Regions from separate parts of the Homo sapiens genome. Here region 1 is linked to region 2. A link is a loop called in an ENCODE intact Hi-C map of the cell type or tissue named here. Cell type or tissue: HCT116. All regions are shown on one strand. Each heading gives the region's core, and the rest is flanking DNA. Links, peaks and the distances in the headings are about the cores only.

Evidence for each region. A loop is a pair of places that touch in the nucleus more often than their neighbours do. Peaks named below come from ENCODE experiments on the same cell type or tissue, not always from the same donor. Only the 100,000 strongest peaks of a DNase experiment are listed, where the experiment ranks them.
Region 1: a loop joins it to region 2, with 12 times the contacts of the local background. A loop is called at or near these places in 83 of 110 quality-filtered maps.

The regions. Positions count from the first base shown.
Region 1 is chr2:106,538,803-106,549,411 of GRCh38, forward strand. It overlaps a transcript of CD8B2 not described here. Among named protein-coding and RNA genes, the nearest start is that of CD8B2, 57 kb to the left of the region's middle. In HCT116, for the core only: CTCF peaks have their summits at 4,132 and 6,232; a DNase peak (open chromatin) is centred at 4,159; H3K4me3 peaks cover 645 bases; H3K27ac peaks cover 390 bases.
Region 2 is chr2:106,099,864-106,110,472 of GRCh38, forward strand. It overlaps UXS1 (UDP-glucuronate decarboxylase 1), which reads right to left. Exons shown (of 15, transcript NM_001253875.2): 11 at 4,931-4,974; 12 at 1,195-1,255. Among named protein-coding and RNA genes, the nearest start is that of ECRG4, 39 kb to the left of the region's middle. In HCT116, for the core only: CTCF peaks have their summits at 4,681 (motif pointing right) and 8,632 (motif pointing right); a DNase peak (open chromatin) is centred at 4,668.

The sequences.
Region 1 (10,609 bases), core at 977-8,976, 440 kb after region 2:
ACCCTTCCACACTGCCTCAAGGCTTCCCCTGGGGGCCTTCCTTGCCCTTCCTCATCAGGCCGGGCACTGCCATCTGAAACAGTCTCATATGCAGTGTGTCCCCCTCCCAGAGCTTGTGCACGGTGTGACTGTTTATCTGTGTGACTGCATGTGTGTGATCAGTAGCTCATGAACTAGTGACACATGAGGACTTCAGAGCCGGGTTCTTGCAGCTGGTGTGTGCTGGCTGAACTTCTGACTCTACCTGGTCACAGCGCAAGTGAACACGTGTTCACTTACACACCTTGGCCTCACTCATTTCAGGGCCAGGGCAGTGCCTGCCCCATGGAGTTGCTGTGTTGATGAGTGAGGCACATGAAGCACTTAGCAGAGTGCCTGGTGCCCCCACAGCACTCGGGGCCCATGTGTGGGTCTCACCTGTGTGCTGAGACCTCCTGTGTCTCTTCACCACTGTGTCTCCAGCAGGTATCACAGCACCTAGCACAGGGCAAGCTCCTTATAAATTTGTGAAATAAATGGATGAATAAGTGAGTTCAAGGGGAAATATATATATTGGTCCCAAAAGGCAAACATATTTATATTTCTAAAATTTAGAGAACTACTTTATGGAATTGAAGTAAAGATGTTTCTTGTTTCCACGCCAAAACATGGAAAGTTGATGTACTTGGGACACAATACCATGTGTGCGGTGTGCTCATCTTTTATTCTGAAGACAAATAAGGGGTCTTACTGTGGAATTAGGGGGCCACACGGGGCTGCAGCTTCTGGGCATCATTGCTCTTTGCTGCTTAATTCCAGCTTACAGGATGTTTCACACAAACACCAAAAACATTTTTAAGATGGACCATATCATATTTATCATTGTCTCTACAGTGTTTGGCTTCAATGCATCAAACTTCAAAATATGTGTTTGCTTGAATTCCAATTTCTTGACGGATACACGGCTTGGAAACCAAGCCTCCTTTGGCTGATAAAATAAGAACAGAATCTGACACTTAAAAAATTATTTAAGCTTTGCCAAGTGGGAAAAAAAAGTGTATTCTCCTACTGCTGAGCATCTTGGCTAACTTAATCACTGTTCCCGTCACTGAATCTCCCTTTTTTGTCATGGGACTTCCTGATCGTTAAATCTATTTCATAGTAAACATAAGTGAATTTTGGTTTATTGTTATTCTTGTTTACATTGAGAATTAATTTTGAGTGGAAATTATATACTTCATGTTATGTAGATGAAGTTAGGGTGGATGTTATATTCCAATAATTTTATGGCTTGAAAGAAATTCAATTTTGTTATGTGGAATGATTTCCTAAGAATGAAAAAAGAAAATGACAGCTTCAATGATCAAAGAAAGAATCATGCAGAGAATCGTTTATGTAGACCTCTCAAATTAAAAAAAATATCCAAGTATTACTGTTTCTTAATTATGTGGTCTCAAGATGAGTGTTGGAATAATTATGTTATTAGAAACTCAGCCTTTGTGAGAAATTCGTATTTTCATTATTTTATTTAAAAAGCTTTTCAACATTTCTTACTGCAAAGAAATGACAATTAGCCCTAGGAGACCAGCCCACCAAAGGCGCATTAATGTCAATCTCAAAACAGATAAAAATAGGACCAAGAATGAAGTCAACTGGCAGTACCACTCCCTCATTTAGCAAGTCGGCTTGTTGTTCTGGGTGAGCCAAGCAGGCAAACCCCCTGCTTTCAGGACTTTCACAGTCTTGAGGGGGAAAAAGTAAATCAAGCAAATAATCATCCAAATACTCCTTTTTTTTTTTTGAGATGGAGTCTTGTTCTGTCACCCAGGCTAGAGTGCAGTGACGCAATCTCAGCTCACTGCAACCTCTGCCTCCTGGGTTCCAGTGATTCTCCTGCCTCAGCCTCCTGAGTAGTTGGGATTACAGGCGCCTACCACCACGCCAGGCTAATTTTTCTATTTTTTGTAGAGATGGGGTTTCACCATCTTGGCCAGGCTGGTATCGAACTCCTGACCTTGTGAACCACCTGCCTCGGCCTCCCAAAGTGCTGGGATTACAGGCGCAAGCCACTGTGCCCGGCCCCAAATACTCTTATAACTACCTTTTGCAGTAAGTATTCAAAGTGACAACTAGCGGGTGTCTTGAAGGCATATCAGGGGAGCTTCATTCGGCTGGGGGAGTGGAGACAGCCTTTTGGGGAAAATGACCTTTAAGAGACTCAATGGTCCACAGGAGCCCAGCAGGAGGAGAGGGAATGAAGAGTTTTGCAGAGAGCTGGATGTGCAAGGGCCCTGTGGTGGGCAGGCTTGGTGGGCTGGGGCAGAGGAAGGCAGGCAGGTGTGGTTTGAGGTAGGCCACGGTGGCACGCTGGCTGTGTGACAAGGTCTGCAGCATGCCTGTTTGTATCTGTGTATCACTAGGACCTCCCACTAACTCTAGATCCCTCTCCGTCATTCATGCTCAAAATTGGTCAGTTTCTTCTCTCTTGTTGGTGGTTAGTGACCCCCTATGGAAGTAGGGCCACTCACTCCTGAATGTGAGGTCAAACGTCCTCTTCCCCCAAAACCAGATTATTTCCCTTTGGTTAGGGCAGTGGTATTCAACCAAGGGGCAGTTTTGCACCCCAGGGCACATTTGACAATGTCCAGGCACATTATTGGCTGTCAGAACTTGGGAAGGGGATGCTAGTGGCATCTAGCGGATATGTTGCTAAACATTGTGCAATGAACAGGACAGCTCCCACAACCAGCAATCACCTGGCCCAAAACGTCAAAGGTATGAGGTTGAGAAACCATTTTAGAATGCATTTTTCAAACCGTAAGATGCGACCTGTTAGTGGATTATGAAATCTCTCTCTATTAATGAAATAGAGACCATACAAGGTGGGAGTGCATTACATATTGTATGTATGTTTGCATTATATGAATGTCCACCACACATGCATGTATATTTCTGTATATTGAGTGGCATTGTGAAAGGCATTCTTTATTGCAGGTTGCAGTTTAAAAAGTTGGAAAGTCACTGGAATAGAGAACCTACCAACATATTTCATCCCTTCTATCCTTCCAACTCCACCACGAATCTGCCCTATCTTGGCAGAGCTGTATCCAGAGCCCAGGCATGGCTTCAACTACAGCCTCTGCCAGCCATCCCATTGCAGTGTAAGCTAGAGGTCAAGGCTGTTCACTCTCTGGCGGGACCACCGTTCCCCATGGCTCAGCCTTCACTCTACCTCCAGCCAACTTTTCCTTCTTCCAACTCTCCATAAACTTTGTCTTGACTGTTCCCTGTCTGATACGCCACTTGCCACTTTAACTGGTCAATTCTTACTTAACCTTTGAAGACAAACCTTCAGCCTCCCCTCCTCTGTAGATCCTCAGGGACTTCAGCCCTTGTAGAGTTCACGGTCTCCGTCTCTGTTGTCTGCACAGCATTTTGCGCATCCCTCTGATATAACAGTCATTATCTGGGGTTCACGGCTGGTCAGCTGTGGGCTCACTGCGGGCAGTAACTAGATCTGACTTCTCTTGCCATCTTTGGAAACTAAAAGAGTGACTTATACACATATGAGGTGCTCAAAGGCATTTGACTAATACAGTCATGAATAGAGATTGTTACTTAGAGTCCTTATATTACTAATTATTTTGTAAACTGAAATATATTTTTGTGAGGAAAAACTCTCAATATATATCCTGGATTTTCATTAATGTGCATTTTCTTCCACTTTCAAGTTAATTCTTTTTTTTTCCTGATTATTTAACAAATACATGCCTATTAAAGACAACTTTGGGTAGACCAGAAGGATGTAAAGAAATCCTTCCCCATGAAGGATATATATTATGTAATGTATAAAATAGGTTATATAAATATATAGGTATATATTATATATGAAGTATATATTATATATGAAATATATATTATATATGAAATATATATGAAACATACTATATATGAAATATATATGAAATACATACTATATATGAAGTATAAATAAATATAAAAGTATATACATTTTACATATGTATATGTACGTATGTGTGTATAAGTGAATACATGTGCGCCCATCATCCAGCCCCGGCTTATCAACTGAGCAGTGCCCCTAACATTTCCGTACGTTGCTCGGGGTCAGGCTAGACTCTGCTGCCCCCGTGTGTTCCAGCGCAGAACTGCATAAAGAAAGAGGAGCGCTCGGCCATGCCGCACAGGTCCGGGAGGTTCGCGTTAATGTACCCTGTTTTTGAGCCCAAGGAACAAGTATTTAGTCATGATTGCCACTCGTTATAGGCTCTGTTAACAGTGTAAAGAAAGTTGGAAGTTCTCTCCTGAGAAGAAGTAACTTCAATGCGGAAGGACCCGGGCTTCTCATGTTTCTCTTTGTATCCCGACCGCCGGGAACTGCCTTACCTGCAGCTACAAAGTCCTGCAAGTGAGGCTTAGGTATTTTCAAATAAAATATCAGGCTTGGCGGAGTGGCTCACGCTTGTAATCCCAGTACTTTGGGAGGCTGAGGCCTCCTGGGAAGATCGTTTGAACCCAGCAGTTCGAGACCAGCCTGGGCAATATAATAAGAACCCCTCTTTACAAAAAAATAAAATAAAATTAGCCGGTCGTGGTGGCACCCACCTATGGTCCCAGCTACTTGGGAGGCTGAGGATTGGAGGATTGCTTGAACCCGGAAGTTGAGGCTGCCGTGGGCCATGACTGCACTACTGCACTCCAGCCTGGGTAACAGGGCGAGACTCTGTCTCAATATAAATAAATTAATTAAACAAAATAAAGAATATAAAAGTAAAAAGAAACAAAATATCCAAAGCCAAGACTGCACCACTGCACTCCAGCCTGGGTAACAGGGCGAGACTCTGTCTCAATATAAATAAATTAATTAAACAAAATAAAGAATATAAAAGTAAAAAGAAACAAAATATCCAAAGCCTGTCAATCCATGATGTAAATATCAGGATCTTCTGAATTCCAGTAGCCCTGGACCATGGAGAACCCAGTGAAATTACTCTTATTGACTGGAGCTAGGGCTGTCTTAGTTGGACAGTTTATATTTCAAGCTTTCTATGAGTTTCACAGGTTCCATGAACTTGGATGGATTTCTGTGGATTTGTGCTTATACACTGAAAGTTTTGTGATGTACATTGCCCATCTTTTGCATCTGATTCGATTGTTCTTCTCTACTCATGAAAGTCCTATTTTTCTTCCAGACCCAGATCTTGTGAACTGTTTTCACATTTCCCCATGGATGCCTAGCAAGGGACTGGGACTGCCTGATCCGCTTTGGTCAAGAGCACGTGGGTGGCCTGTGTGCAGGCTTATCATCAATAATTGCAGGACTTGGTGGAGTATGGTTGAACAGGTGCTCAGACTGCATGCGTGTCTAGCGAGGCCATCCTGAAGCTGCATGGGAGTTGTAAAAAAGTTACCAACAAGTTTTTAGTTATTTGAATAGGTTTTTGAATAGATTTGGAATGTGGGAAGCAGTTGCAGAAATAAACGTCTTAATGACTAAATGTAGCTTGCTGTTTTTAGCCCAGTTTCACAGATCACAACTCTGACCATACTAGTGGGTAGTTTATGTGTCTTCTCATGCGGGGAGAGCCGTTCAACTCACTCCTGAGGCTTAGGCCCAGGTTGGAAGGGGACGGACTCCCAGCTGGGCTGTTGGGGTCTGGCCTCCTCTCAGCTTCCTCTGGAGGACAGACACAGCCCTTCCAGGCTACCTTTCCAGACACTGTCCAGTCGAATCCACTTTCTTACTCATGACCCGAAGCAAGCCACTTCAGCTTCTGATGTCTCCACAACCTCATTTGCGAAATAAGGGACTAGGCTGGACGGTCTTTGAGGCCTCATCCAATTCAGAGATTCTGGATCCTGCGTTGGAGAAGTGAGGGAGCCTGGTGTGAACTGGGAGAAGGCAGAGGGTGGGAGTGGGCTGTTTCTGTCGGCTCTCTGAATGGCAGTAAAAGTCCGGGAGGGGACCTTCAGGAGTCATCTCACCTCCTGGAGGTTTTTTTGGGTGTTGACTGTTGAAGGCATCCTCCAGAGTGGTTCTCCATAGGTCTGGAGGCTTGACCTTTGGGGGATGCTTGTAGAAAGCTGGTTCTTCAGTAAACTTTCAGTGCTTGCAAATGCAGACGCTGAGCCAGAGCCCCCCAACACTCAGAGGAGGATCATGCCCAAATGTCCTCAGGTGAGACGTCAAGGAGCACCTCCCACCTGGTGCAATCTTCACTCTGCATGGCTGGTGTCGCCCCCTGTGGGAAACACAGGGGACATGGGAAGCCATGCTGTTGTCACAGGGTTTGCTATGCCATCCTCTGCAGGACGTAACCACCTCTGTAGTAGGCTCCTGCTAAAAGCCAGTAGGATGCTGACAGCAAGTACTAGCAACAAGTGTTTAATCCATATTCCGAGCCTGCCACCGTCTCCTTTCACTGATATGACTCACATGGCTATAGCATCGCACAGTGAAGAAAGCAGACCCTGGCGATGTGGAAAGGAGTAGAATTGACCGCCGTAATCATTAAATGTCACCGTTTAAATAAGAATTGAACGACCTCTCCTTCTGTGGACTATTCACAGACCCCACACACTTGACCTCACTGTTTATTGTACAGGGGATTGAGAACCATCAACAGATGGGTGCAGGCCATATGGTAAAGGGTAGGATAGCTTTCCAGTGGGCATCAGTGCAAGCGGTTACAATTCCAGGCCTCTCTTTGTTGATCAAGAGGATCCCAGCACTTTGAGAGGCCGAAGATTGCTGGATCCCAGGAGTTCAAGACCAGCTAGGCAATATAGTGAAACCCCACCCCTACAAAATATTAAAATATTAGCCAGGTGTGGTGGTATGCGTCTGTAGCCCCATGGTCCCAGCTACTCAGGAGGCTGAGGCAGGACGATCATTTAAGCCTGGGAATTTGAGGTTGCACAGTGAGCAATGATTGGACCACTGCACTCCAGCCTGGGTGACAGAGCAAGACACTATCTAAAAAAAAAAAAAAAAAAGAATTCCATATTGTTGTCTACTTTTTCGTTAAAACACACTCTGCTTCTGCAACAATATAGTTTTCTCCTGCTTTTCTATCTCCTTGGATGAGTCCTCTTTCAGCAATCACATAGATGGCCGACAAACAACAGCTGTAGTAATAATTATTATTATTTATGCCTTACTGCCACTACTCTAACTGAGGCCACTGACATGCTTTACCGTAATTATGAGCACAGCCTCCTCACAGATTTCTGGTCCTCTAGTCAGTCAGCCACCCATCCCAGTCCTGTCTTCACACGGCATTCCAAGCAATCATTTATAAAGGCAGCTTCTGAACATGTCTCTTGTCTGCTTAAACCACTCTAATGCCTCCTGTTTCCCATCCCAATAAGGCCTAAACCCTTTCGGATGGCTCACACTGATTTTCATGTACTTCTTGAAAAGCTAAATAAGAGAGCTAAAAAAGATGAATTACTTTATCTTTTCAGTAAGAAAGACCCATGAATGGAATTCCAGGGGCAGCTGTTAGAGTGGGTGGCAGAGTCGGAAGAGTTGCTGCCATTTTTTGAATATCAGCTGTTTCTGGTGCTTTGATATAGGGTATTTCATTTATTTTCTTCAAAAAATCCTATGAGGCCTATATGCTATATTATTATCTTAATCTTACAGATGAGGAAACGTAAGCCCAGAAAGGATGAAGTGAAACCAGCAAAGTCACACAGGCAGTAGGTGGCATAGCTGGGATGTAAACCCAGACCGAGTGCCCACCCGGCACCTGCCGCCTTCACCACCAGCCTCAGGACTGTCAGTGGGCAGTAAGTTGGAATTTTAATAACTTTGGAGACAAATTTAGCTTCTTAAACAGAAGTGTTTTCTTAGATAAGGAAGGAAATGATATTTTCTTACCACATTTAGTATAATTCATCCTAAACAGAGAAGTTATAATGACAGTGACAAAGCAGGAATGTGTGTCTTTATTTTCCAGGTCATGCAAGATAAACAGAAAGATTGCTGGCTTCCGGTTTCTAGATTGTAAAATGAGGACTGGAGCCCATAAACTCCAATAGCATTTTCAGCTTTGAAATTCTGAGACTCTCGGACTGTTAGCTGCAAAACATGTATCTTAAGTTTCTAAGGCAAACGCTTATAAAATTAGGAGAACTCACTTATAGTTTTCACACGTTTTAAAATTTAAATACATATGTGTGTGGTTACATAAATATACCCATCTATTGTGGGAGAAGCTATTCAGAATACCAAACATTTTATTTTCATTAAATATAACAATGCTATTTTTTGCTGTGGCTGGTGTTTTGGTCATCTGTTGCTGCATAAAAATCATTCCCAAACATAGCAACCTTCAACAGCAGTAATATATATTTTACTCATGAATCTGCAGTTTGAGGAGGGCTCATCAGGGAAGCGTCCTCTCGGCTCTGCTCAGCCTCCCAAGGCAGTCCGAAGGCTCGGGCTGGAGACACGGAGAGCTCACTCACTTGTGTAATGGATGCAGGCTGTCTGCTGGGACCTTTGCCAGGGCTGCCGGCTCCGACCTGTGGCCTCTTTACGTGGCCTGAGGTTCTCATGATATGGGAGACGGGCTCTGAGGACAATCGTCTGGAGACAGAGAGAGAGAGGGAGGGAGAGAGAGCATGCACCAGGTGGAAACCCTACCACTTTCTGTGACCCAATCTCTAAAGTCCTGTGGTGTCACTTCTGCGCCTCTTCATTAAGGTAGCCAAAGATGGCCACCCAGGAGACGGGAAGGGAAGTTGACTCCATCTTGTGATAATGAGTGGCAATCCTCTGGGACATCATTGAGATCAGAAATAATACTGGGACCATTTTTTAAAAATGCAGTTTGCTACAGCATGACTCACTATTGTCTTCCAGCACCATGGCAGACTAGCTCCCTAGAATGTCATACCCTGGAGGAAAAAGATCTTGTCTGCCTTTTCTTTGATGCGCACAGTGCCTGGTGTGTAGTAAGTTCTACTATCTGTATTCGTGGAATGAATGAAGACTCTGAACATTCAATGATAAGAAAACAACAAGCCAACAAAAAATAGGGAGATTTCAGCAGACACTTTACCAAAGAAGAAAAAGAGATGAGAGACAAGCACATGAAAAGATTCTAAACATCATTAGGGAAATGCACATTTTTTTTAACTTTTATTTTAGGTTTGGGGGTACATGTGAAGGTTTGTTACGTAGTTAAATATGTGTCATGGGGTTTTGTTGTACATATTATTTCATCATCCAGGCATTAAACCCAGCACCCAGTAGTTATCTTTTTTGCTCCTCTCCCTCGTCCCACCTTTCCCCCTCAAGTAGACCCTAGTCTCTATTGTTTCCTTACTTGTGCTCTTAAGTTCTTATCATTTAGCTCCCACTTATAAGTGAGAGCATATGGTATTTGGTTTTCTGTTCCTGCATTAGTTTGCTAAGGACAATGACCTCCAGCTCCATCCATGTTCCTGCAAAAGACATGATCTCATTCTTTTTTAATGGCTGGATAGTATTCAATGGGGTATATGTACCATATTTTCTTTATCTAATCTGTTATTGATGGGCATTTAGGTTGATTCCATGTTATTGCTATTGTGAGTAGTGCTGCAATGAACATTTGCATGCATATGTCTTTAGGGTAGAATGATTTATATTCCTCTGGGTGTGTACTCAGTAATGGAATTGCTGGGTTTAATGGTAGTTCTGCTTTTAGCTCTTTGAGGAATTAATACCACCCCATACCTATTAGAATGACTAAAGTTCAAGAATGGCCACACCAAATGTTGCAAGGTTGGGGAGCAACTGGCATTCCCTCATGTGCCGGTGAGAATGTAACTGGTAAAGCCACTTTGGAAAAGTTTGGCTGTTTCTTAAAATTTTGAACATACACTTACATGATTCCACCTGAGGAATTTAACCAGAGACAAAAACATAAGTCCATGACAAAACTTGTACATGAATGTTCATAGCAACTCTCCTCGTAATAGCCAGAATCAGGCAACACCCCAAATGTCCATCAGCACATTTGTGGCTAAACATTATGGTATATCCACACCATGGAATATTACCGATCAATAAAAGAAATGGGCTTGGCTGGGCGTGATGGCTCACACCTGTAATCCCAGTACTTTGGGAGGCCAAGGCAGGCGGATCACAAGGTCAGGAGATAGAGACCATCCTGGCTAACACGGTGAAACCCCGTCTCTACTAAAAAAATACAAAAAAATTAGCTGGGCATGGTGGCAGGCGCCTGTAGTCCCAGCTACTCAGGAGGCTGAGGCAGGAGAATGGCGTGAACCCGGGAGGCAGAGCTTGCAGTGAGCCGAGATCACACCACTGCACTCCAGACTGACAGAGAGAGTGAGACTCCGTCTCAAAAAAAAAAAAAAAAAAAAAAAAAAAAGAAATGGGCTCACACAGCAATAGGGATACATTTTATTTTATTATTTTATTGTATTTAATTAATTTATCTATTTATTTATTTATTTTGAGATGGAGTTTTGCTCTGTCACTCAAGCTGGAGTGCAGTGGTGTGATCTCAGCTCACTGCAACCTCCGCCTCCCAGGTTCAAGTGATTCTCCTGCCTCAGCCTCCCGAGTAGCTGGGGCTACAGGCACGCACCA
Region 2 (10,609 bases), core at 1,360-9,359:
ATCAGCAACAGTCCCAGAATGGAGTCAGCACTCCAGGGCAATTCTTTCCTACGTGATGAGAATTCCCTTTCACCTCAGGGAAAAATGCATGGTCTGCAATGTATTTGAGATGGCTGGTTACAAAGACATGCATAAGCAAAGGTGACATGGTTTGCAAGAAATAGGTCACATGGCCAACATTTTAGAGTTCCCTGAACTTTAGAGTGTTGTGTAGGAACCAGGAGAGGTAATTTGGGAGAAGCACCTGAAATGACCCCAAGGTAGGGTTAAGGGGGAGGTCTCTGTGAGCTAAGAGGTTCTTGTGTCCACTGCCATCAACAGAAGCAGAACATCTTGAATGCTGGACAGTCCACATTGGAAACCTTGCATTTTAAATGAGATGGAACAAAACTGCTCAGAAAATCACTCAGTGACAGAAAGGGTAAGAGGTCCTACCATGACCTTGGCTGATGCACCAAGGAGGAGGCAGCTTAGGGGGTAGGACCATCTCCTTCAAATCCTTGGAGAGTTACCACACTGTAGAGGCATCACACTAGCCATGAATGGCCCCAGGTGGAGAAGTGAGGTCAGTGGACAGGTGTGCAGAAAGTGAGATTTCTGGTCCAATATGAGGAAGAGCTTTCTGCCGGCCAGAACTGTCCAAAGACAGGGTGAATTTCTCTGAGCAGAAGCAAGTTCACCAGCACTGAAACTGCTCAAGGCTGGATGATCCCTCCAACAGGGAGGTTCTGGGGCTGTGGGCAGGCATGCAGGGAAGGCGAGAAGCCATGAAGGTGGTCTGTCCGGCTAAATGACAGACATCATCAGCAACCGGAAAATTTTCCCTCTGAACAACCTCCATCTTCTAAAAATGCAATCAGGCCTTATAATGATGACCCGCCTGTTAAATAGAGAACGAGATGCACACACACGTCCACCTACTACCACCAAAAGGCTTCACACAATCTTAGACCCAGGCCCTTCAGAAGGTGGAGGGACTGATTACATCACTCACCCGTGCCTTGCAGATGTTTTACTTCTTTGTATACTCTTACTTTGTGTTTGTTTGTTTTTCCTCTAGTATTTAGCAAGCAACAAACACAAATGTCCTAAGTGTGCCGATGGCAAATGAAGCAAAGCCTGGTGCTGCTCATGGTTTCACAAATGAACGAAAGTCTGAGCTGTCCTGCAGAGTGGAGGGAGAGGAGCACTCACCAGGTTGACCGGGCTGCTGACGTTGCTGTTCATGAGAGCCACGAGGCCATTCACTAGATCGCTGGAAAAAAAGGGGAGGCAGGTGAGGCTCTGCCTGCTGGAATATGCTAGTGCCACGCACCACATAGAAGCCCTCCCAGAAGAAAAATTACCACCCCCAGGAGAAAACAAAAACCCAAATGGAAAATTGAATGTCGAAACAAAATCCTACAAACTAAGATGGTGTTTACAATGCGAAAGTATTTATGGATGAAATGATATATTTGATGTCTGGGATTTGCTTTTTTTGGGTGTGGTGGAGATAGTTAAATAGGATGGAAGCTGAGTGATGGGGCTGAGTTCGCCACTGCATTTCTGAAGTCCTTTAACAATTAAAAACTAAGCATAAGTTAAAACAGGCATACACTCAAAAAAGATGGAGTTTACATAAGTTTCCAAAGAAAATTCATGTTTAATGTGAACCCAGTAGTTGACCTGTACGAAAGCACATGATTACTTTTAAAAACAAGATCCACGGAAATGAACGAACTCCAGTATGTGATCCCCATACTGGCAAATCACAGATAAAGGCAAACAATACTGAGGGTTGAAATAAACAGAAACGTCACTCCCTACTCCCCCAACCTTAAAGTCGCCACCCCCCAAAACACCTCGTATGAAACGGTCAGGGATATTTGGATGTTTCAAATGGATTGTGATCAACTAGGCCATGAAGGTGAAGATAAGTAAGCAAACTTTCGCTTACCAAGGTTTGGTTCTTATTTTCAGAAGCTTTAAAGTGTGGCTCTGTTAAAACAAAGTTACTTCGTAAAAATGACACCTCACTGCTAAGCACAAGCACTTTTTCTACGCCAATTTTCCATGAGCTACAATTCTTAGAAGACTTTTAAAGCTCTGACCCTTCTCCTTCTCCTCCTCCATCGTTACCAGTGAGGAGCAGGTCACTCTGGGTCAGGATAAACTTCCAAAAGAAAACCGCAGATAGGTTTTGCTTTCAATTGAAAAAACCTATTGGGGTATTTCGTAAATCAGATATTTCTGCGTTTTCCTTTACGACAAATGCGTATTTCATATGAACATGCTTAAAATGTTCTATTCTCAAGGATCAAGCACAAATGCAAATCCCTGCTAACCTTGGATGATTTCTCCTTTATAGAAACTAGCAAAAAGTCACTTCATCACTATGGCAGTATTGCTACATTACAATAGTGCACTCATGACATACATCTGTGCAGGTTTATAAAAAGACATTAAAAGCTGCCATTCCATTGCATCCACAATATGATTTAATATTGAAACTGGGGGGTGGGGTTTATCTGAGTTGGAAGAAGGGTGACTCTCAGGCAGTCATCCTCAGTGGGGCAGACGGGAGAGCCATGGGCCTTTTACATGACAAACTGGCAACTTTTAAGGTCAAAATTGCATAGATCACATTCTTTAACCTGAAGCTCTTTACAAGTGTCATTTTGACAAAGTGACTTTTAAAAAATATAGCATGCCTTTGTTATGTAAATGAGGACAAAACCGGCCATGAGAATATTAAACAGAGTCATGCCAAAATGCCGATGCGGATGGCCACCTAGACCTCAGACTCCCTGCACTGTTGTTTCGAGGCAATCATGGGTTTGGGGAATGGTTAATTTAGTACAGTAACTATATGGACCCAGACATCGTGCATTACTAAAAGACGCTCAGTTCCTAAAAAATTGCTTGTGAAAAACATCAAAACTTTGGTCAGTTAATGAACTCATCTGAGTCCTCAATAACTAAAAAGTTTAAGTCAGGAAACCCTTGCCCAAGTATGGCAAAGTCCCTGAAGCCTCATCATCTCAGACTCTGCTAATGTGAAACCAGAGAGGATCACCAGAGTGGGGAGTAAATAAATACTACTGAAGTGTTATGAAATGGGTTTTCTAAAAGGGTTAACAACCATGTGTCTAGGGAAACTGCTCATGCCCTCTTTTCAAGTAGTCAAGTGGTGTGGGAGAGGACGATGCATGTGATGGCAGCTAGGAGCATGAGCCACGACCATCAAAGCAGGCACAGGACAGTGACCAGGCCATCAGAGCGGGCCAGGGTGCATTTTGTCCTGAGCTGGGACAGCACATAGCACAGGCATCACTGAATGCTCAAAATATTTTAGTCCTAGCAAAAAGAAAAGTCTCTGAGGCTATTTTAAATGAATTTTGCACACAATGCCCTTGAGATAATGAGAGCAGAAAGAAGAATGGGTCCTGACTGGTTTCCTTTTACCGCACAACATCTCATTGATATTCCATGTGGTGTGGGGGCTGGAGAAGCCTGGGCGCCACTGGTGAGGCAGCCCGAGGCAGGCACACATAACCGAGGACAGCAAGACTCCCTCAGAAAAGGGCACAGCTGGGTGAGTGGAGGAGGATGGGATAAGAACGCGTCACTATGGAAAGACGGTACTCAATCCAAGGGAGGCCCACAATTTGGTCCCCATACAGAAGTGTGCCATGATAGTTTCCTCCAGGGACATAGTGCCTACGTTAAGTGCTTTGAAATGAACACAGTCCCAAAGCGGGGGCAGCTGCCATTTCCCTGTTAAATCGCTTTTTAGAATATGCATGCCTATTTGGGCCACAAAGTTGGTTATAGTACACTTCTGGGCTTTTGCCCCTTGAGGCAAGATATTAATGGGTGGGGAGGAAAAAACTACTGGCTGTGTAAATGTTTACTCACAGCTTTCTTTTGGAGTAAATGGAAATTCACAAATACTTTCAGCAAAAATCTACAGTGGTTATTTTGATTTCTTTTTAAAATTTTATTTTACTACCAGTTCCATTTCTCCACGGGACTCCTACCCAGGACCCCTACCTAAGGGTCCTGGGTAGGTACAATTTTATGTGGTTGCTTTGGCTGAGGTGGGACTTGGGGGCTGCCCCGACCTGCACAACAGCCACCATCTCACCCTAGTGCCCCTGGGATGGCCCTAAGACAGCAGGAATAACACTTCCTGATTGACAGGCATACTGGGGTATTTGCAATGAAGAGTGAAAATATGTGGGTTCAAAATATAGAACTGGGTTTTACAACAATTCAGGATACCAGAAACTTTCACAGAATTTACAATAGCCACATACTGGTGGATGCACTTTGGCATACACAACTGCTTCTATCCTAACTACTCTGAGAATCCACACTGCCTTCTAAAATTAATCACCAACGGAATGGAACAACAGAACAGTGGGTTTATAAGGGCTGCCAAGAAAGCAATAAAAATCACCACGTGAATCTATTCAAAAAATATATTTTTATCTGCATTTAGTTTCAGCGTGAAATTCAACATAAGAACACTATCTACCTTGTGCCCTCCACAAGGACTATCTCCTCCACCCCGCGAGCCATGTTTGCAATGGGTCAGATTCTGGCATTCACAGGTCTGCTGGATGCAAAAGGCCATCTCTTAACTCCACCTGCGCTGAAATCACCCAAGTCACCCTCAGAGCTGGGCAACTTCACCCACACACCGCTAGGTGGCAGTAAAAGATTAGCACATGAGTCACGATAGTCATGGAGATGAATGCAAATTTTAACTTTTAAACAGAGAACAGCAAGTTTTCCCATCATAAAATTAAAAATTTTTAATCAATATATAGTGTTAGCGTTGTGGAAATGGTTAACATATACAAGACACTGAACTGTCTGTCAAGTTGGCATGACCCCTGCTCCAAAGCACTGCTAAGGCTGGGGCAGGGCAGGACAGTCTTACCTGACGTACTGGAACGCCCTTGTCTGAGACCCGGATCCGTATACCTGGAAGGAAACCAACAGTTAGGCCTCCTGATAAAACCACACCCGTCCTGCGTAGGTGTCCTTGAAACTCCAGGGGACACAGTCCGACCTTGAAACTGATCCCAGGGGGCAGTGATGCTGACTCAAAGCATCTAGCACCACATCCCGCACTCTACTTCGAGACCATGCCTTGACAGTGAGATGGTGGCAGCAATACCTAAAGTGTGCACCTGGTATAGCTGTGTAAAGTTTTCCCTCAAAAGACAGTGCCTGAAGGAATTCGCTTCTGCTGGAGTCTTACGATGTGTCAGGCATCATGTGAGGCTCTGGGGGGCTGTGACCTCAGAGTCCAGCTAGGTGACAGATCTACACACAAACATTAATACATGCATTTAACTGGGGTTCCTCACACTGACTGCCCAACAGCAGAGCTGGGGATGCCGCCCAGGCTGGTTCACAGACTGTTTGGGATGAGGCCGGCATCTCCTGGTATTGTTACAGCTAGCTCCCCAGGAGATTCTAATATAAGGCCAAGGTGGAGAGGCATGCAGGAGACTCTGAAAGTGATGCGGAGGTGGCAGGAGGAGGGTCACATTCCCCTTTGTTTCCACTGCACATTTGCTCCACACTTCCATAGCTTGGCTTGTGTTCTTTGCTCTGCCAGCTGAGACCGTCTTGTCTACTTTCCACCTGGCAGAGTGCTACTCATCCTTTAGGGACAAGCTCTGATGCCACCTCCTGGAGAAGCTTCTCTGGCTCATTGCCCAGGGAAAGCCCTTTGCCAACTGCCCCCAACTGTGAACTCCCCAGAAGGACTGGTGTCCGAACCCCCTTTGCCCTGCTGGAGCCCAGCACGATGTGAGGTGCGATACCAGCATGGGATGAGCATCTGCTGAATGACCTGCGGAGCGCCACGGATCACGCCACTCACTGAGGCGGAGACGGCAACAGAGGTGCTTGGGGAGATCTCCTAAGCGCGGCATCACAGGAACAAGAGTGCCCTCGGGGGTTTTGTTTGCTTGTGTACCTCCCTGTGGTGGAAAGCAGGCAGCTGGGAAGAAGGGACTGCCTTTGGGAACAAGCTTGATTATAACAACCCTGGGGTCTCTTCCCGCCTGACAGCAAAAAAGAGCCCCTGCCAGCAGCTCTGTGAACAGCACCAGCCCCCTCAGCACCAGACACTCAGCCTGGCTTTCCCAGAGCTCCCCGCTCCAGCTCTGAGAAGGAAAAGGGGAAGGATCAGGTGGAGAAGAAAAGCACACGCATGGCCTGGCGCGGTGGCTCAAGCCTGTAATCCCAGCACCTTGGGAGGCCGAGATGGGCAGATCACCGGAGGTCGGGAGTTCGACACCAGCCTGACCAACATGGAGAAACCCTGTCTCTGCTAAAATTACAAAATTAGCTGGGTGTGGTGGTGGGCGCCTGTAATCCCAGCTACTAGGGAGGCTGAGGCAGGAGAATTGCTTGAACCTGGGAGGCGGAGGTTGCAGTGAGCCGAGATCGTGCCATTGCACTCCAGCCTGGGCAACAAGAGTGAAACTCCGTCTCAAAAAAAAAAAAAAAAAGCACATGCATCAAACCCCCTGAAAGCCTTATTTATTTATTTAAAAAGCAGGTTCAAAGGCTATCTCTGTTTTCTTAATAAACATTTATATGCCAATTCCACAGGTGTATCAGTTCTATCTATGTAGGTTCTGTTCTTGGGGGGAAGGCCTTACACTGAGAAAAGGCTGGGGATACTGAGGAATGGGGATTCCTGTCAACACAGAAACTACAGCTGCAACAAATCTCAGTAAAGGAACATTGAGGAAGGATGGGCATGGGCCTCTTGGAAGCAGAGGGGAATTCCTTGACAGTTCTGCCTGAACCTGATTCTCTGGCCTGGCTGATACTTCTGATACATGTGAGGAAGGTAGGAAGCAGTGGGCCTGAGTTGGTAGGACAGGAGGTCCACCCACTGCCAGCTCCCTCAGCCTGGAAACTCCCCTCTACACCAGTGCCGTAGGTGTAACTCTTTTTGTTTTTTACAACCTTATTTTGGAGATGAGGTAATGGAAGGTCAAAGCGCTGGAGTGACCTGCATTCAGCAGAGTGAAATTTATCTTGACTCCAAGTTCAGAATTCTTTTTCCTGCCCTATTGTGTTCATAATTTCAGAACTACCTGTAGATTTTTTTTTCTTTTTTCAAACTGTGGCTCTCAGGCTGGCACCAGGCCATTCTCCAACCTCACTGTAGTGAGTATCGGATTTAGGCAACTCCCGCGTCACAGGCTCCTCCACAGGTGGGTTTGGGGCTGTGCTGCTGTCCTGCCCATTGCCTCTGTCTGCATCCGGGGCTCTGCTCTCAAAGCTGAGCGCACAGATGCACCTCTGCTGCTTGTTTTGCACCTTCCCACCACACTCAGTCAGGGCCACTGTGATGGTGGGCTCACCAGTCTGCTAGTGCATTCCAGCCACATTCACAGAAAGCCCACCTTTGTCCAGAGCGGCAGTGGCCTTCAACAAGCCAGCCGAGGCCAGTCTTCAGTCTGATCTAAAGCCCAGGCTCACTCATCAGAGCAGCGGTGTCCACTCACACACCGTCTCTCAGAGAGGAGCCATGGAAGAGCACAGTGGCAGCTTTCCATTCCACCGAAACATGCTGACCCCAAGCCCTGGAGGAACACAATCCAGGGCAATACATGCTGGGTAAGCCCCCCGACCGGGATGGGTTAACTAGGCTGCCAGGGTCAGGATGTGAAGAACCACGCCAGGTACCTGCTCAACCAAACAAGGGACTTGTGGTGGAGACATTCAGCAGCTTGAATATCACTTAATCCCAAAGGGCTGCAGCCTGGGAAGTCCAAAAGGCTCCCAAAATAACCTGCAGTCTGCTGGGTATTTCCCACCGTTGACTCATTCATAAGTGCACTGGAAGGAGAGTTACGACTGTGGGTGCATTTCCCTGCGTGACTCGCCAGGGGCAGCTCCCCACCCAGCCAGCACCGACACAAGGTTCATCTGCAGGCACCACGGTCACCGGGTAAGCTATGCTGCCTTCAGGTACGGTGACAAAAGGTGCTCAGCAGCACTCCCTCTGAGGTCCCACCTGAGGCCCAACTGGGCCTCAAGGAAATAGTCCCTAGTACAAGAGGAGGCTGTTCTGCCTGGGCTGCAGTGGAAAGGCGTGGATCCCGTGGGACGCCCACTGCATACCCCCACAGACCTTGCTGACACAGTCCTGAAAGTTTGTATGCTCCAGTGTGTGCATTAGGCTAAGATGCAATGTCAGTGGCAGCCTGGAATACTTCCTTCCTCATGTCCTTAAGAGTCCTGCTGGATTTCAGTTTCTATAGCATATCACATCCATCATCTGTACTTTGGTTTAAATTAGCCTACCTATTTCACTAACACAGTACTTTGCAACATGAGGATTTGTAATTCATGTGTGAAATATTCACTGTGTGCGCTAATGTGAAAATGTAAAGTAAAAGAAAGGGGTGTGTGTGCAAGAGAGAAGATGCTATGCAATTATGCCCCATCCAAAATATCTGTCTTCCCTGGGCTCTAGAATGCAACTGCAGACCCTGTGTACAGCCCTCCCAGCATGGTCTGAGGCCTTCCATCTCCCCCACTTCAAGATAAGGCCTGCAGGGACTTGGCACAAATTGAGTGTGCAGCAAAATCCAGGGCATGAGTATCACAGGGATCTGGTGTGGACAGCTGATGGCAGCAGAGCTCCCTCAGCCTTCTCATTGTTCTTCTAACAGAAGACAGTGTGAGATTCGGTCCCTCTGGCTTCATTTCACAGAACAGGAGAGATGCCAGGAGATTCGTGCAAGAGTCAAGGCTGCTACTGGGGGCCGGGGAACGAAGGGCTGTGTGCAGGTCAAAGCAGCATGATGATCAAGGAGTAACCAACAGGGGAGAGGACCGGCCGGGGGTGAGGGGCAGCGAGGAGCTCTCATGATCACTTAGCAATGTCCCCAGCCGCTGTGCTTTATGTGTTTAAGATGTAACAAAGATTCTTTGCTTGGCCAAACTTCGTTCAGCCTCGAGTACCTTCTCCTAGGCCCATTTGTGCACTTCCTTGTAAAATGTAGTTTTGACAAGAACCCTGCTAAGTCAGTTTCACAAGAAACCCTTACCCTCGATATCTGATCACCCTCGACATCTGACATTCCTCACCCCCCATATCCCCTAGAGTGTGTCCGACCACCCTGGCCTGTTGTCAGCAAGAATCCTGTTAGGTTGGTTTAGCTAGAATCCGCCTTACCTCTGATGCTTCCTCTTAATAATTTTCCATCCACTCACCTCCTCCCTGCTCCTTGGCTGTAAATTCTGCTTGCCTGTGCTGTATTTGGAGTTGATCCCAGTCTTTCCCCCCCGAAAAATCCCACTGCAGTGATCCGTATTCCTGTCATGATGGTCCTGAATAAAGTCTTCCTCACCATACTTTAGTACCATTGAATAACTGTTTAACAAATCCTATGGCTTTCCGCCACAAACGAAGGCCCAATGTAAGAATCACTTAACATACCACAGTATCAATAAAAAGGCTAAACATCATACCAGCTTTGAATTGGTCTTAGAAGTATGATTTTTCCACAATTTCCCTTTGGAAGAATAGCAAGGCTTTTAAAATGATATAGCACTGGATTCAAACCCCAATTCTACCACATCTGACCTGTCCTGGGCAAATCCAAACCTGGGATAAATCACATAAGGTGGAAAGCAGAATGACCCCTCCTGTGAAGGTGAGTGCCATAACTGAACTGTGGACCAAAGCCTCTTCGAAAATAAACTTAGGACAATAGCTCTACCTGAACCATACTCATCTATTTTCTAATCTGAGATGCAAACTTTGCTGAACATGATTCCACTTAAAATATAGCTTTGATGTATGATGCACTTAACCCAGCGACATACTCCCTGAGTCCTCATCACAGGCATCTGGTACAGCAACGAGTGAGATGCTAAGACAGGCATGAGGAATCTGCTCAAAAACACGGCTGCAAGGTAAGCAATCATACCCATCCAGCTTGGAAAGGGAGAACGAGACGCTGAGCTGTTTCTGGCCACCCTCAAAGAGGTCTTCACCTCAGAAGTGACTTGTCGGAAATGTAGCAGAAAAGGAAATAGGTGGACACACCTCCTTATTTCCCTTCCTCAGTAAGCCGAGTGTTTCTAAAGACAGGCTGGCTCAGGCAGGCCTGCGAGTCTCTCCCTAGACTGCTCCACAGAGCCATCTGACAAGAGCAAGGCATGATATCTCAATTGGACAGAAAAGAATGAAGTCAGTGACTTCATCAAATTCTTGCTGGGAAATAGAATTCTGTGTGACAAAGGAAACAAAACACATTCTGAAAGGCCTCCCTCGGGACTTCTGCCTCCTGCCACCAGAAGCTGCCTACAGAGACTGAAGCCCACCACGTTCTCGATTAACTGCAGTCATGGACGGCTCCAGAGATCTTCTCCCTTTTGTCTCTGGCACAAAAGCTTGCTCGGTGTGAAGACAACACATGAGTTATCACCTCTGCCAACAATGCATGCATTCTTGGGGAGGCTAGGGGACACTGGGAGCCCTGGCTGTGGCCAAGGAGGCACTAAATCAAGCTGCTTCTTGGAGGCTTTCATGGTTTCCTCTAAACAAAGCAGCTCTCATCTCACAGCATGA